Linked DNA regions of Homo sapiens: region 2 is linked to region 1. The links are chromatin contacts, found by Hi-C or POLR2A ChIA-PET in ENCODE. All regions are on one chromosome and are shown on one strand. The core of a region is the stretch at or near the end of the contact, and the rest is flanking DNA. Distances in the headings are between cores, read along the strand shown. Region 1 holds the start of MORF4L1 (mortality factor 4 like 1). Region 2 holds the start of PKM (pyruvate kinase M1/2).

Region 1 (3,087 bases), core at 356-2,855:
AATCCCAGCACTCTGGGAGGCCGAGGCCAGCGGGTCACCTAAGGTCGGGAGTTCAAGACCAGCCTGACTAACATGAAGAAACCCCATCTCTACAAAAACACAAAAATTAGCCCGGTGTGGTGTCACATGCCTGTAATCCCAGCTACTCGGGAGGCTGAGGCAGGAGAATCGCTTGAACCTGGGAGGCAGAGGTTGCAGTGAGCTGAGATCGCGCCTTTGCACTACAGCCTGGTTAATAAGAGGGAAACTCCGTCTCAGAAAGAAAAAAAAAAAAAAGAAAAGTCATGGAGACAAAGGTTTGCGTAGGAGGATAAAGGTTTACATAGGGGATGCAGGTAGGCTAAGGGCTGTTTGTGGAAGGATTTAAATACCAGGCTAAGGACTTTGAGATTTATCGTCTAAAGTTCATTGAGCACTTATTCATTGTTGGGTACCGCGCTAAGCCCGTATATGTAATTCTCACAATAAACTGACGGAAATGGTGCTATTTTGCAGCTTAGCCAACAAAGTTGTTTTTGAACAGGGAACGACATAAATCCGTTTGTTTAGGCCAGGCACGGTGGCTCACGCCTGTAATCCCAGAACTTTGGAAGGCCAAACCGGGCGGATCACGAGGTCAGGAGTTCCAGACCAGCCTGGCCAACATGGTGAAACCCAGTATCTACTAAAAATACAAAAATTAGCTGGGCGTGGTGGCACATGCCTGTAATCCCAGCTACTCCGGAGGCTGAGGCAGGAGAATCGATTGAACCTGGGAGGCGAAGGCTGCAGTAAGCAGAGATCGCGCCACTGCACTCCAGTCTGGGCAACGGAGCGACACTCCATCTCAGAAAAAAAAAAAAAGGTATAATATTGAAGAAATCCGTTTGTTTAGAGTGACAAGAAGCACAAACAGGGCAGGTACGGAATACAGACGTTGACATATTCACACTAGCCTTTTTCAGAAAGCAGAGCTCCATTATCTCAAAAAGCTAAAGCGTGACTAGTGTTTCCCACGTCATCATCCTCATTTCCGCAAGGCTGGGCTGGAGAAGAGGAGGTAGACCTAGGAGCCAACAAATGGCTATCAATCCCACCAAATAGGCTCCGCAGTGGGGTTGCTAAACAACGAAGCTTCCAGAAGCGGACCCCAGTTCCCACCCTCTTGCTGATCCTAAAGCCTTTCTATGCAAAAACTAGCGGAATGCTATTGAATGTAGGTTTCCGAGCCAGCCCTATTCTCTCCGACTACTTCAACATCAACGGGGGCTTATTTGCCCAAGGGACGTCGCAACTGGGCCTTTCCCATTCTATTATCACTGGTGGCTCACCACCCCCACTCTCCCCCATCGCCAGCTCCGCCTTAACCTCCCACGAAATCAAATCCCCGCTTTACCAACCCGCAGCAGCCGGGGGCATGGAGAGAGAAGCGGGGGTGGGGTGGGGTAGGGTAGCCGGCCCCTCCCCCACCCGGGGGGGGGGGGGGGGCGCCTCCACCGACTCCGAACTACCAGTCCCGGCGTGCCCTGGGGCGGCGCGGGCGCAGGGGCGCGTGCGCGGCGGGCTGTCGTTGGCTGGAGCAGCGGCTGCGCGGGTCGCGGTGCTGTGAGGTCTGCGGGCGCTGGCAAATCCGGCCCAGGATGTAGAGCTGGCAGTGCCTGACGGCGCGTCTGACGCGGAGTTGGGTGGGGTAGAGAGTAGGGGGCGGTAGTCGGGGGTGGTGGGAGAAGGAGGAGGCGGCGAATCACTTATAAATGGCGCCGAAGCAGGACCCGAAGCCTAAATTCCAGGAGGGTGAGTGTGCGCCTTTGGGAAAAAGGCACCTAACGGCGCAGGAGATAGAGGCGGGCTCGAGGTGATTGAGGCTTGAGGGCCGGGGGCGGCGCGGGCTGCGCCCTGAGAAGGCGGCGGTCAGTGCTTTGTGCGGGGAAAGCGCATTGCGGATGGCAATTCCGGTGCGTCATTGTGAGAAAGCGCTTTGTGAAGCGAGAGTGCTGCGCAGGCGTTAGAGTGGGAGAGAGAGCGTTTGGCGCGTGGCACACCCTCGTCAAGTGTTTGTTATTGTTCTGAGGAAGAGGGCGCGGAGAGAGCAGCCTATTGTAGGGAGGCGACGGGAGCGCCATGGCGGCGGTTAGGGGAAGTGATGTGGCGGCGGGGGGGGAGGGGCGGTGGCTGTTTCGGGCGGTCCTGCGGCGCGCCCGGCCGCTTGGGCAGCTACGACGGGTTTTTCGGTGCTTCCTGGAGCCCCGGGGTGGTTGCGTTCGGTGGCAACTCAGCTGCGGATGGGGGTGGGTTTGGCGCCACGGGGCGGGAGAAGTGCGTTGTAAAATGGCCGTTGCAAGATGGCGGCGCCATCATGGCCGCCGGCGTCTCGGTCCCGTATGGAGGCACAGCTTACGGGCAGATGCAGCGCCCCCTTCCACGACGACCAGAAGGTTGCCGGGGCCCTCCGCATACCACAGAGTGGTGGGTGGGGACAGAAAAAAAAAAGTGAGATGAGCGTTTTCCTCCGCTTTGTGTTGCCTGGAGGCATCACTCTGCTATTCTTGGGCGCAGTGCCGAGATCCTATGGTAATGTGAGTGAGCTCTCGCTTTGCAGTTGCTCGTAAAAAGTAAATAAAAATGATCTGAATGCAGTGTTGACGCCGTTTGCATTTGTAAGTCCCATTGCCTCGACGTCATTTTTTAAATGCAGTAATTGTTTGATTAGTTGCAGTGTTTAACAATGACTTGAAAGTTGAATTTCTTTTTATTAATTGGTTTTCGATTGACATGAGTTTTGGGTAAGGTTAGACTGACTCCCAGTGGAAGGCAGCTCTTTAAATTTTCACAACGCTTCAGTTAACGTATAATAAGGTGGAGGTCTAATAGCTAAAAAGGAAGTAAAGTCCTGTTGAGAAAGGAGGAACACTTTAACATTCCTTTTCATTGCTATGGAAATTTATGCTAGTTACCGTAAATACGATGTCTACATGCGTACGATTTTTGTTCTAGGGGTTTTTAGACTTGCATTAGAATTCCTTTTAGAGCCGTAAACCTCAAACCGTAGTACTGCGTATTTTAAGTTTATGGAATATTTAAGGAGGTTTTAGGGGTATTTTGTTAATG
Region 2 (3,094 bases), core at 139-2,638, 6.6 Mb before region 1:
AGTGAACGCGACAGATTTCCTGCCCCCTCCGTAACCAGATCCCCACCCCACCCCGCGGCCTCCGCGTTCCACAATCAGGACGCATTTGTTAAAAAATGTGCCGGATAATTAAAAAAAAAAAAAAGAAAGAAAAAAGAAAGGAAAAGAAAGAAACGTGCCGGAGAGGCGCGGAACGGGCGAGGGCCAGGAGGCCCCAGCAAAGCCTGCAGAGGTTTATCCCGCCCGTTACGAGGCCCAAGGCCATCGCCCGGTGAAGCGGGGTGGGCCCTGGGCGCGGCCGCTACGTGCAGCCCGGCCGCGGCGAGATGGAGCGTGGTCCCTGGCGGCCACCCGGCAAGGGCCGGTCGAGCTCTCGGGCCCCGAGCCATTCCCAGGCCCTCGCAGGCCGCCCATCTAATCCCGGCCACAGGGGACGGCACCGCGCCGCAGGGGCAACCGCCCTGCCTCCCGGCAGCGGGGCAGGCCAACGTTACGTAAGTCTCCAGCTGCCCCCGGGCCGCCGCATCCCGCCCGCCGCGCGGGGCACCCAGCCCAGCCCTCCGCCCGCCCGCCCCGGACACGGGGCCTCAGCACCGCCCGAGCCTGCTGGGAGCTGGGAGGCGGTGATGGAAAAGGGGGGTGGGACCGCGCTCGGAGACCGGAGCAAGTGGGCGGGCGCGACCAGAGCAGAGAGGGAGGGAGGGAGCGGACACGCCAGGCGAGGAAGGGGATGCGGGGGAGCGGACGTGACCAGCAAGCAGGGGGAGGGGCGGCGAGAGGGAACTGGGGCGCGGGAAGGGCGGTCGCGCATGAATGGAGAATGGACGCGGGAGGGGAACCAGAACGCAGTTTCAATGAGTTACACAGAAAGCATTAGAATCAGGGGACACGCACAGCTTGAAGAGGAGGGGGTGGAAGGACCAGACTTAAGGAGGAAGAGGGGAAAACGAGCACGGAACAGGCGGCGCGGAGAAAGGGGAAGCAAGGGTGGAATCAATCACGAGGGACCGAGAGAAGGCAGGCGAGGATGGAGGCGCATTGAGGATTGGGGCAGGAGGAAGAGGATGGGACCAGAATGAGGGGGTAGGGCTGGGGCGGGAAAGGAGCCGGCGGACCCGCCTGATCTGGAAGGAACGGCGCTGGGGACTTCTGAAGAGCAGGCCCCAGGCGTGAGGAGCCGTTCTCCTCTCTCTGAGCTCCACTGCATCCCAGACGCCCTGGATCCTGCGCCGCCCTGCCTGCGTGCCCGGGGCCGGCCGGCGCGCCGGGATTCCGCACTAGCCGGGCGACTGGCCCTTGGTGGGGACTGATGGCGTAGCCTCCTGCACCGCTCACCTCCGGCGCTGACCGACTCGGGCTACGCTGCAAAGACGAAGAGATCCGGAGCCACGGCGCGTGCAGCTGCTGTGCAAGGAGCCACTGCCTCAGCCTCAAGGTTATCCCGCTGCGGGCCGCCGCAATCCCTCCGCCGCCCCGCCCTCTGCCCAATCCCGGCTCCGGGCGACCCGGGCCCCGCCCCCTGCGTCCCCGCGGGCGCAGTCACCTTCAGGAGGAAGCGCGGCGGCGGCGGCGGAACGCGCGGGCAGGTTGCCCTTTCGGTGGGACTAAATTCTGCGGCGGAAGGACACAGATTCAGAGTCACATTTTAAGAAACCTGATGACCAATGGGGACGCGGCGGGGCAACGGGGCCCGCCCCCGGAGCGACTTTCCTCCCAGACCCCCGGGCGCCGGGCCACCTGTTGCCGCCAAGTTGGGCTGCCAGATGGGGTGTCTTTTCTTGGCTCTCGGCCCAGGCCACCCCAGCTGTCCCGGCCTACCTGGGCAGGGCCCAGATTTATGGGTTCCGGGGCAGCATTCTCCCGGCCCCGCCCTGCCACTCCCCACTCCTCCGGGTGTCTGCTCTGGCGCACCCTCGGAGACTGAGCTGAACGGAAAGTTGGGGAGAGCTGCAGACTTGTGCGTGGTTGGAGGTCCTGGCCGCCTTCGGAGGGGCTCTGGCACTGGAGCGGCAGTAGGGAGAACTAGGGACTGCGAAGTGGGCCTGGAGCGGGAGCGCGAGGCCGTTTTCCTCTTAGGACCATTCATTGTGTTAGGACCGCGGAACAAGGAAGGACCGGTTGGGGCCATGTGAATAATTTAGTAGGGTCTGGAATCCTGCAGAGCGAATGCCTCAGAGTAGAAAGTAAATAGACGGTGTTGATATTAGCGCAGAGCTGGGCATCTGGAAATATCAAGTCAGAACATTAGGGCCGATAACCTATGCAGGAGTCAGCATTTCTGTTTTCACCTTTGTCGTGTTTAAGTCAGTATTGTTGGAACTTTTCTTACATTTTTCTACAAGACATTTTCTGATTTCCCAGTTGTTAGCCAGCAACTAATGATGCGAGCAGTTATCAATTAAACAGCTGTTAACTCTTGCCTTCATTCACAGATACAATGTTGCGCATTCAAAATGTGAAGACCGTTCTCTTAGGTTCTTTTTTTATTTTCCTGGCAAAAGAGACCAAATGGGTGTGACCTGCTCAGGCATACCCGCTGCCTGCAGCTGAATCACAGGCCTTCATTCGCTTCCTGTTAGCTCAGATAAGCTGGGAGGAGACAGTGACAGCCTAAAAGTAAATTTCTGTTTGAAGTGAGATAAAAATCTTTCACTTTCTTCTGTAAGTCTTTCCTGGTCCCTTTAGTTGTTGTTGGGAAGGAAATGCTTGATTATTAAGGTGGTGAAAGAACATGAAGTTGTTGAGAAGGAAAAAAGACATGCCCCCCTAGGGAGGGTTAGATTCCTCTCTATCAGAGAAAGAGGGATGGCATAAAAGTCCCTCCCTGGCCCCTGAGCTGAGGACAAACTAAGAACAGTGGTGGACAACACTGGGATGGCAAGGATCTGGCCGATGCTGGACTATATTGTATTTTAAAGTTCTAAATTGTCTGGGTGCAGTGGCTCACGCCTGTAATCCCAACACTTTGGGAAGCCGAGGCCGGCGAATCACATGAGGCCAGGAGTTGAGACCATCCTGGCCAACGTGGCGAAACCCCGTCTTTACTAAAAATACAAAAACTAGCTGGGCATGGTGGTGCACGTCTGTAATCCCAGCTACTCGGGAAGCTGAGGCA

What was found. Hi-C counts contacts between places; a loop is a spot of excess contacts on that map. ChIA-PET counts read pairs that join two places held with the same protein, here RNA polymerase II (POLR2A). Pooled maps may share reads with other maps.
Region 2: a loop to region 1 is called in a map of naive thymus-derived CD4-positive, alpha-beta T cell, with 10 times the contacts of the local background. The contact joins the promoter of PKM here to the promoter of MORF4L1 in region 1. A Hi-C loop is called at or near these places in 1 of 168 maps with a recorded cell type or tissue (naive thymus-derived CD4-positive, alpha-beta T cell), 1 of 37 single-sample maps with no recorded cell type and 10 of 50 pooled maps. POLR2A ChIA-PET finds 5 or more read pairs at or near these places in 2 of 52 experiments (Caco-2 and naive thymus-derived CD4-positive, alpha-beta T cell).

Annotation. Positions count from the first base shown.
Region 1 is chr15:78,871,285-78,874,371 of GRCh38, forward strand. It overlaps MORF4L1 (mortality factor 4 like 1), which reads left to right and starts at 1,606. Exons shown (of 12, transcript NM_006791.4): 1 at 1,606-1,773. The coding sequence starts at 1,734. RefSeq lists silencers at 1,378-1,637, 2,048-2,107 and enhancers at 2,193-2,824, 2,218-2,457.
Region 2 is chr15:72,229,802-72,232,895 of GRCh38, forward strand. PKM (pyruvate kinase M1/2) reads right to left here and starts at 1,389. Exons shown (of 11, transcript NM_002654.6): 1 at 1,315-1,389. RefSeq lists silencers at 261-770, 1,331-1,830.